2 separate regions of the Homo sapiens genome follow, and region 2 is linked to region 1. Evidence: read pairs that join two places in POLR2A ChIA-PET (ENCODE). Cell type or tissue: HCT116. All regions are shown on one strand.

What was found. Peaks named below come from ENCODE experiments on the same cell type or tissue, not always from the same donor. Only the 100,000 strongest peaks of a DNase experiment are listed, where the experiment ranks them.
Region 2: POLR2A ChIA-PET joins it to region 1 with 7 read pairs; 3 of 35 experiments call an interaction of 5 or more read pairs at or near these places.

Annotation. Positions count from the first base shown.
Region 1 is chr5:93,561,265-93,566,264 of GRCh38, reverse strand. It overlaps NR2F1-AS1 (NR2F1 regulatory antisense RNA 1), which reads left to right. Exons shown (of 8, transcript NR_186187.1): 2 at 2,802-2,901. Among named protein-coding and RNA genes, the nearest start is that of NR2F1-AS1, 17 kb to the left of the region's middle. In HCT116, no CTCF peak of the experiment used is centred here; DNase peaks (open chromatin) are centred at 1,884 and 2,234; H3K4me3 peaks cover 1,263 bases; H3K27ac peaks cover 3,372 bases.
Region 2 is chr5:93,702,335-93,707,334 of GRCh38, reverse strand. All of the region lies in intron 10 of ARB2A (ARB2 cotranscriptional regulator A), which reads left to right. Among named protein-coding and RNA genes, the nearest start is that of POU5F2, 37 kb to the left of the region's middle. In HCT116, no CTCF peak of the experiment used is centred here; no DNase peak of the experiment used is centred here.

The DNA.
Region 1 (5,000 bases):
ACATCTGTTTCCATTATATATCTACATCATAATGATAACAATTAAATAGCTATTATGGTAGTATACAGTAAATATATTTTGCTGAATGACCTGTACTTTCTTGTTGGAAAATTTCAGATATTTTGGAGGCACTTAGTTTTTACACATAGGTTCTATGTAGATATTTAGATAGGCCTTTGCTTACTTTAGGTAAATTATTGCAGTTCTTATTTGTTTCAATAAAAACAACCAGCCAATCTGACGATGAAACACTAGGCTACTAGATGTGACTCTTGAATGTATTTAAAGTACAGATTGTTAAGTATGTCTCTCAATAGTCTTAAATGGGTTTATCATGCTATTAGTAATAAAATTTATTTTGTGTTTTGTGCTATTTGTGTAGTACTTTTATATTTTACTAAGTTAGATTAGAAATAGTTATATATATATATATTTTAGCACATTACGCTTTTTTTTTCTTATGTTGGGGGACACAGTGATATTTACCTTTTAAACTCAGCAGGAGAATATTTGAAACCATACACAACTATTTTCATTGACCTTTAAAGTTCCAGAGAAGTGTTTTCATTTATTTTACCTTTTGATTAAAGATGTTTTGGTGATTACATAAAAAAAGACTAGAAAGTATTTCATACAAAATGGTATATGAAGAAAAATAAGCATCCATATACCCCAAACCCAGTTCGAGAAATAAAATATTAACAGTACAATTGAAGCCTTCCAGAATATATTTCTTTATGGCTTCTTGAAAAGATAATTATCCTAAATTTGGCAGTTATCCTTTTTGCTACTTAGTTACTTTTTTTTACATGTTCTAAAAATTTGATGTAAATAAATTTAAATAAATACTTTTTAAATAAATACTTTTTTAAATGTTGGAGCTGTGACTGTTGTTAGAAGTCTTTTAATCTTATCACCTATGACTGGGCATGTTTCTCTGTTTTAGTGTCCTCACCTGTGAAGTTGGGGGTAGGCCTCTATGGTCTCTGCTGTCTTTCTAGGTGTAATTAAAACATTTTTTTCAGTGCTTCTTGTGTTCCATATGAAACAAAATGAAACAAACAAAAGACAGAGGCCAAGAAAGGCTAAGTAACTTGCCTAAGACTATATAATAAGTCACAGGGCAGGGAATAAAACTCAGTTTTCCTGACTTCCATTAAGGTTGTCTTTTCCTCACTCCACATTGCCTGTCATTTTTTTTCTGATTATTCTTAAGAAGGAGTGAGGAGAGAGAATAGAGAAACAGATTTTTTTCTCGGACTATCTTTTCTGTAGGGAAAAACCACTGAAGCCCTATTAGCCTGGAAGCTGCTTATAGGGTTACAATACTGTGTGTCCTGCAGAACCTGTGAAGCTCTTCTGTATTTTCTGGACTTTCCTGGAAAGTCATTTAGATATAATGTAATAAATATAATAAAGTAGTTTAGATATAATGAGGTTTTCAATAGGCTTCTTACTCTACAGTTAATTTTTTGATCTCTTTAAATACCAGGAAAATAGGATGGGCATAAACACAAGCGTCTTTTTACATGTATATGTCTCTGAAATTCAGTGTTTTAGCAAGCAGGTCTTTAATAAATTACTTTTCCTTTTTTATGTAGTTTATACTATGTTCAAATCATAAATGACCTTCTGTTGGAAAATGGGCTTGTTTCTTGTTTCTATTCAGTAGCCAATATGCCAGAGTACTAAAGTGAAAATAGCACAAATAATGTGGAAATACATTTTTAAAATCTCTTTGGAGAAAAACCCCATTCTAAAAATAGCAACTTAGAATTACATGCATGTACTTTCCCTTTCAGGTTTTTACTCTAACGAATTTAATTCATTCTTAGTTGAGATGACTAAGCTTGAGTCATAATATTCACACAGTGCCATGTCTGTCCTATGAAAAAATAGCAATGTAACTGGAGGTTGGAGTTATATATTTTATTGTAAAACCATCTTTTCCCAAATCTGTTGCTTCAAGATCAAAAAGTTGGTTTAATAAACTACTGCTTCCTTCTACAAATGCATACTTGGGAACTTATAATAGTAACCATTTTCTTTAGGGTGGGTGACGCTGCTAATAGTAGCTTTGTCTGTGCTGTAAGTATTCTCCAGGTAGTTGTGTGTTTTTTTTTTTTTTTTTTTTTTTTTTTTTTTTTTTTTTTTTTTTTTTTTGAGACGGAGTCTGGCTCTGTCACCCAGGCTGGAGTACAGTGGCGTGATCTCCACTCATTGTAAGCTCCACCTCCTGGGTTCACGCCTTTCTCTTTTCTCAGCCTCCCGGGTAGCTGGAACTACAGGCGCCAGCCACTACGCCAGGCTAATTTTTTGTATTGTTAGTAGAGATGGGGTTTCACCGTCTTAGCCAGGCTGGTGTCAAACTCCTGACCTCGTGATCCGCCCACCTCAGCTTCCCAAAGTGCTGGGATTACAGGCATGAGCCACTGCACCCGGCCTGGTAGTTGTGTTTTAATAAGCAGACCAGGTAACACATTTATTTGTCTGTATTTTAGGTCAAATTATCTTACATGTTCGTCAGCTTCTAATAGGAAAATTTCCGTGGTATATTAAGTTGGGGAAGAGAGATCTAATGTGATTGAGATACCAGTATTCAGTACACCTTTTATTTAGGCATTGCTTTATTTGCTCACACTTACTAAATATACTTTCTTTCATTTCTGTCTGGGAAAGCTTCTTTAGGGTGTGTGTGAGAATATTTCAAAAAGCAACTCTTTGTCTAATAGAAAATTCCAGCAAATATCTGTAATATAAGGAATTTTTTACACTGATTAAATTTCCCTGTGTTTCTCCAGCAGGTAGATGAAACTCAAGAGAAAAGGTGTGGATAAATGAAACTAGCCCATGATGAACCTGTTTTCTCCGTGACCACAATATTAACCAGGATGAATGGCGGTAAGAATATTGAGACTTAACCACTAAACCAGCAATGCTAAAACCAGAGACCCTAGTGAAACACAAGAATATATAGTCATTGTGTAGTTCATATATGTTACCTCACTTTCTTATTTATTATAGCTCTCCATAGAGATGTGGTGTGGTGTTAACAAAAATAACACAGAATGTGGTAAATTTACTTTCTTGCCCATATATAATCCCAGAATTATAGGGGCTTAAATATATACACCATTTCTACTCAGTTCTTAATGACTTCACTTTAGACCAAGTTGAGATTATTTCAAAACCAGCATTGGCTATATATTTTCCATTGACACAGCCAGTACATAATTTGTAGCTGTGACTTACAATTCGTGGATACAAGGGGTAGAATTTTCTCTTACCAATGTTAGATTTGCATGATGTAAAAATTTGTTCATGTCCTGTTTTGAATGCCCAGTTCTTTAAGATTTTTCTGTATTTGATTCTTAGGAGAATTATGTGACCATTGTGCTTATTGTTCTCGAAGTATAGATATTCAACACATATTTATTGAGTTTTTATCATGCTTAAGGCATGTGGAGTAGATAAAGGCATACTCCCTGCCCCAATTACTATCCATAATAATTGATATGGTCTTTTGCTAATAATTTAACGGATTATATTTTCTTAATATAATGTATTCATGTGATTTTTATTAATATTACTATATTGGGACTTTAAGATAAAAAGAAAATATATTTAATTTTTCCTTGCTGTTCACTTTTTGAAAAAATGCTTGGAATTGAGGCTGGGTATGGTGGCTCACGCCTGTAATCCCAGCACTTTTGGAGGCTGAGGTGGATGGATCGCTTGAGCTCAGGAGTTCGAGACTAGCCTGGGCAACATGGTGAAACCCTATCTCTACAAAAAGAATACAATAATTAGCCCAGCTTGGTGGCATGTGCCTGTGGACCCATCTCCTTGGGAGGCTGAGGTGGGAGGATCACTTGAGCCGGGGAGGTCAAGGCTGCAGTGAGCTGAGATTGCGCCACTGCACTCCAGCCTAGGAAGCCTGGGAGATAGGAATTGTAATTTGGGGACAGCCTAAATTATAGTATTATTTAGTATGTATCTTAAATAAATAGAATATGGCATTTGCTAACTTTATCTTATTATTTTCTTTTCTTTTCTTTTCTTTTCTTTTTTTTTTTTTTTTGTAGAGATGGGTTTCATTATGTTGCCCAGGCTGGCCTTATACTCCTGGCCAGAAGCGATTCTCCCACCTTGGCCTCCCAAAGTGCTGGGATTACAGGTGTGAGCTATAACACCCAGCCATGTTTGCTAACTTTAAATCAGTACTTAAAAAAAATCTTAGAGTTTTTCTTAATACTTCAAAATATTTTGTTTAAATTAAATGTGTCAATTTAGTTATCTCCTTGCAAATAACATTGTTTTCTGAAAAGTGACCTTTATGTTGTTTAATTGAGCAAAAAGCACATTCATATTTCGAAAACTCAGCTAACAAAGTCTGTTTTAAAGTTAGGAACTACACTAAGAATAAAGGCAAAACATGTTTTCATAAATATGTATGTGTATAAATATAATTATAAAATTTGTTTTGTTTTTTTTTTGAGACAGGGTCTCTGTTGCCTGAGCTGGAGTGCAGTGGTGTCAACACAGCTCACTGCAGCCTTGACCTCTTGGGCTCAAGTGATCCTTCCGCCTCAGTCTCATATGGAGCTGGGACCACAGGCATGCGCCATTATGCCCAGTTAATTTTTTAATTTTTTGTAGAGACGGGGTCTCACTTTGTTGCCTGGACTGGTCTTGAACTCCTGGGCTCAAGCGAACCTCCCGCTTTGGCCTCCCAAAGTGCTGGGATTACAGGTGTGAGCCACTGCGCCTGGCCTGTTTTCATAAATATTAAAAAAAAATACCTATGTTTGGTCTTGACCATACATTAGCTTTGATGCTGATGCTAATATTGTTGAACTTATTATAGCATTGAACATATTTTTATAACTCACTAAAATTTTTAAAAAGATGCTAAGAATAGTTATCTCTTGCACAAGGAGAAGTGGGTTGTTGATATATTTTCCAACAAATTTGACCAGTGCAGATAGCTTTTTTATTTT
Region 2 (5,000 bases), 140 kb before region 1:
ACCAAGTAGATCTTGCATTGTATTATGTAGGCGAGAAAACCTGGCTGCTTTTGGACATCGTGAAAAGTAAATACAAAAAAGTAAATCCTTTATTTTTTGCCAATTTAATCCTTACATTTCAGTAAAATTTTGTTGACAACACTTCTAAAGCAAAACAAACTTGTTCAGCCTCCCAATGAATTCTGGGCAAAGAAAGTTTATTTTCCCATTTTTCCTTGTCTTGTTTTGCCAGAATTATAAATACTGTATAGACTTATGAGAATATTCATAACTATCCAGATGATTAATTTCCCACTTATTGAGGCACAGCCTACTCAAACACACATGGATATATTATGAGTTTAAAAAAGAGCTCTTATGATCATATCCAGTGTTTAATTTCAGTAGAAATTGATTTCATTAGTGTCTTTCTTTACTAGAATCATAATAAATAAAGTGAAAAAGAATCCTGGCCACTTTTTTTTTTTTTTTTGACGGAATCTTGTTCTGTTGCCAGGCTAGGGTGCAGTGGCGCAATCTCAGCTCACTGCAACATCCACCTCCTGGGTTCAAGCAATTCCCCTGCCTCAGCCTCCCGAGTAGCTGGGACTGTAGGCATGAGCCACCACGCCTGGCTAACTTTTTGTATTTTAGTAGACACGGGATTTCACCATGTTGGCCAGGATGGTCTCAATCTCCTGACCTTGTGATGCGCCAGTCTCGGCTGCCCAAAGTCCTGGGATTACAGACGTGAGCCACCGTGCCCGGCCTCCTGGCCACAATTTTTATGGAAATACACATAACATGAAATTCACCATTGTAGCCATTTAAAGGAGCACAGTTCAGTAATTTCCAGTATATGCGCAGTGTTGTAGCCATCACCACTGTTTAATTCTGGAACATTTTCATCACTCCAAAAAGAAACTTTAGACCCATAAAGCAATCACTCACCATTCTCTCCTCCTTTCAGTCCCTGGCAACCACTAATTTGCTTCAGTGATTCTGTGCATTTGCTATTCTGAACATTTCATATAAATTGAATCACAGAATATGTGGCTTTTTGTGGCTGGCTTCTTTCATTTAGCATAAGCTTCTCAAGACTGAACCATGTTGTAGTATGTATCAATTCTTTATTACTTTTTATTGCCAGATAATATTCTATTGTATAGATACACCACATTTAGTTTGCTCATTCATCAAATGAAAGACATTTGGCTTGTTTTCACTTTTTGGCTACTATGAATCATGCTGCTATGAACATTCATGTATAAGTGTTTGTTTGAACATCTGTTTTTAATTTTGTGGGTTCTATACCTATAAGTGGAATTGCTGGGTCATATAGTAATTTTCTGTTTAACTTCTTGAGGAATTATCAATCTGTTTTTCTAGCCATATTTTTAATGTAAGGTTAAAAGGCCAGTTTATGGGAAAAGGGCATTATACGTTAAGAACTTCCAATCCCCAAACCCCCATTTAAAAATTTAGCAAGTAATCTCAAATACAATGTTATTTGAGTTGAAATTTCTCTTTTGACATTACTAATCATTTCTCTGCAAGCTTAATTGAGTTTTCAGTGAAGGGCATTTACTCTATGCTCTCTGACCAATAGTTGCTTAATTGAAGTGTATGTGGAGGACTGGTAACCAGAATTTGAGCTTTTGAATACACATATACAAAGTCTTTATACATATATATATATATATACACACACACACACACACACACACACACACACACACACACACATTTTTTCCCAATTTTTTCTTCAGTTAAAGAGGACAAATGCTTTACCCTACAATTTAGAAGCATAATGTCAGGAAGTTTCAGACCTTAATCTGATGCGCCTTAAAATAGTTATAAATTAGGGAGGTGTTCTTCTCAATAACTATGTTTTAAATTTGCCAGTGTGTCCCTGAAAAAAGATCAACAAATCTCCGTTAAAATCTGTGCCAAAATACTTCTCAAGAACTGCTAGCCCTCTATATTTAAAATGTTTGCACCATTAAAATTTCAGGAAGTTTGAGAATTTCTTAAGACATTAAAATATTGGACCTTTTAAAATACTAAGTGAATTACATATATGCCTTGAGATTTTGGCCTATGGTTAACTTTCCCCATGGAGCTGAAATATTTTGTGCTTGGAATTAAGCCAAATCTCCCACTTGCATGCATTTAACTTATGTTGCATGCATCCAAGTCCTGGCATTTGAATGGTCTTTTTTCTTTATCTGAATGCTTTCTAACTTGAGGGAAAATGATACTTTCCTTTTAAAACTTGCCTCTCTCCTCTCCTTCCCCTCTTTACCCAAAGCAGATGTCTTTATACTATGTACCTACAGTCCTGTGAGGAAAGCAGGCATCTTGATATTTTCCAACACGAGAGGATTGATTGCCCTTGAATACCCCCAAGGCCTGGGGGATTTATGGATGAGCTGTAGTGAGTTATATGAACCCTTTGAAATTCTGTGTCGAATTGGTAGATTAGATACAATTAGTATATGTGGTGGAGAATCATAGCTCTTCTCATATTCTCAAAGGGGTAAATAGTCCCCAAAAAGTGAAGATCTGATGGTTCTAGCAGTGGCCTGGAGAGCAAAGGGGACACACTCCGTGTGGTACCACTGACACATTGGATGGTGTGTGATTAAATCAGGTGTATGTTTCAGTCAGGCTTTCCACTGCAGAGCCAGAGTAATAGCAGTGCTAAGGGAGTAGCAGAGAATCAGTGATGCCAGGGTTACTAGTTTTTCTTGTTTGGGGTTTTCTGTTTGTTTGTTTTGGGGGGTGGTTTTGAGACAGGGTCTCGCTCTGTCACCCAGTTTGGAATGCAGTGGCATGATCAAGTCTCACTGCAGCCTTGACCTCCTGTGCTCAAGCGATCCTCCCCTCTCAGCCACCCAAGTAGCTGGAACTACAGGTGCATGCCACAAGGCCCAACTAATTTTATTTATTTTTGTTTTGTTTTGTAGAGACAGAGTCTCCCTATGCTTGTAGGCTAGTCAAGTGATCCTCCCGCCTCAGCCTCTCACAGTACTAGGATTACAGGCAAGAGTTATAAGTTTGTTGCAAGTCCACTACATACTTGGGCAGAAATAATAAAAAGAACCATTTCTCCTGTTGGCATACTGGCCTTTCCCATCATCTCATACTTAACAGTCCTTATTTCTAAAAGTAAAAATAAACCTTTAAGAAAACCTATCATTATCTTTAATATTTTGTTGATCTTCCCTCAGATGCACATCCCCTAGCAGGTAACCTTTGCCTTCTTTGAAGCCATTTTGAGTCATCATGCAGTATGATGCCACTTTGAAAGGACTAGCCTAGCTTACTGCCTCTCGACCTTTAACAGCCCCATGAGAGCTCATCCTGAGCCTACCAGCTTTGCAACTCCAGAGCGACAGATAGACATCAGGAGTCTCAGTGAGTGTTCAAACAGAGCTGCTGATAGGGTGCTGTTTTCAATAGCAGACTGAGGGTAGATGTTTATGAAACTGAAGGTGGCTTCCAGGAATGGATTAAGGAGTGTGAGAATATTAGGGTACTGAGGGCACCAGACTGCTTGCAGAGATGGAATAGCCAGATGTAGGGGCAAGTGGAAGAAAGAAATGGCATAATCCCTGCCCAAAATGTAACATCACTTGCCACCCTTCGGCCACTGGTGCTTGTGTAGAGATACCTTCTCTAGTAACTACAGTACATCATTTAGTGACTTGATCACATCTGTCAGTTCTTTGAAATAGTTTTACCTTCCATTCTGCCTCTTATTGATTCGCAAAAACCATTAGTGATCTCACATAAATATCTAAACACTTTTTCAGTGCACTAAGAAAGAGAAAGCATTAAGTTAGCTATTTTTTCCACAAATGTGTGAAGGTAAGAAGGGAACTAACCCTGTTTGCATCCCTGCTTTGTGCCATTCACTTTATGTGCATCTTATTTGCTCCCAACAGCTTACCTTTATAGTGGGTGTTATGATCTTTTTTTACAGATGAGTAAACAGAGGTTCATGTGGTTTGTAAGTGGGGGAGTTGAGATTCTAATCCAGATCTGATAGTTGCAAACCACACTACTTCGCCGACACTCGCCAGAGAACGGCAGCACCAGAGGCAGTTCCTGAAGGTTTGCCATGGTAGCAGCCTCTGGAAGAGGAACAGGGAATTTGTCTTCAAGCTGTATTGTATACTTACAAATATATTGTGTATGTGTTTAGGGTAATTTGGGGAAAACTAATAAAATTCATGAGGAGGCCAAAGTCCCTGCACATTTGCAAGTTATACCTTGGTGCTTTTCCAGAAGGACTATATGGGAGTGATTGTGGTAGAAATGAAATAAGCAGCTGATAAATGGGTCATTTTTAATTTTCATTTTTTATTTAAACTATCGATCTTTTTATTGCAATAAAATGTCACAAGTAAAAATAAAGAATTTATGACAGTTTTAACGTGGTGGAAGGTAGAGCAAACAAATGGAGAAAAAATCCAGGTGAAGGATTAATAATTAAATAATGAAACTCTTAAACTTGAAAATATCTGTGAACTTTAACAAAAATATGTATAATAGATATGGATGCAAATTCCCTTTGATGCTTACATCTGAGAACCCAGGGAAGTGAAAGGAACATATTAAGAAGGAGACTTCATAGCAACACTGGACTGAGAGTTAAGAGAATCAAGCCCACTTCACCCCTACCCAACCCAACCCTTCCATTAGTGGATCTGGCTCCTTCTTTCCTTCATTTATTCAGAAATGCTTATTGAGCCCCCTGTATGTCAGATACTTTTCTGAATACTAGGGATTTGGCTATGAAAAGGATAAGCAAAATTCCTTTTCATAGCCAAATGTAAGCTCTGTTGCATAGAGCTTACATTTCAGAAGAGAAAATAGATACTAGGTAGACAAATCGACATATAAAGTTTATGTTTTAGATAGTGATGTTAGGATAAAAATTCAGTAGGCTAAGTGGTGAGAGAGTACCTGATGGGGCCCAGTGGTATGTTTTATATAGCGTGGTCAGGAGAGGC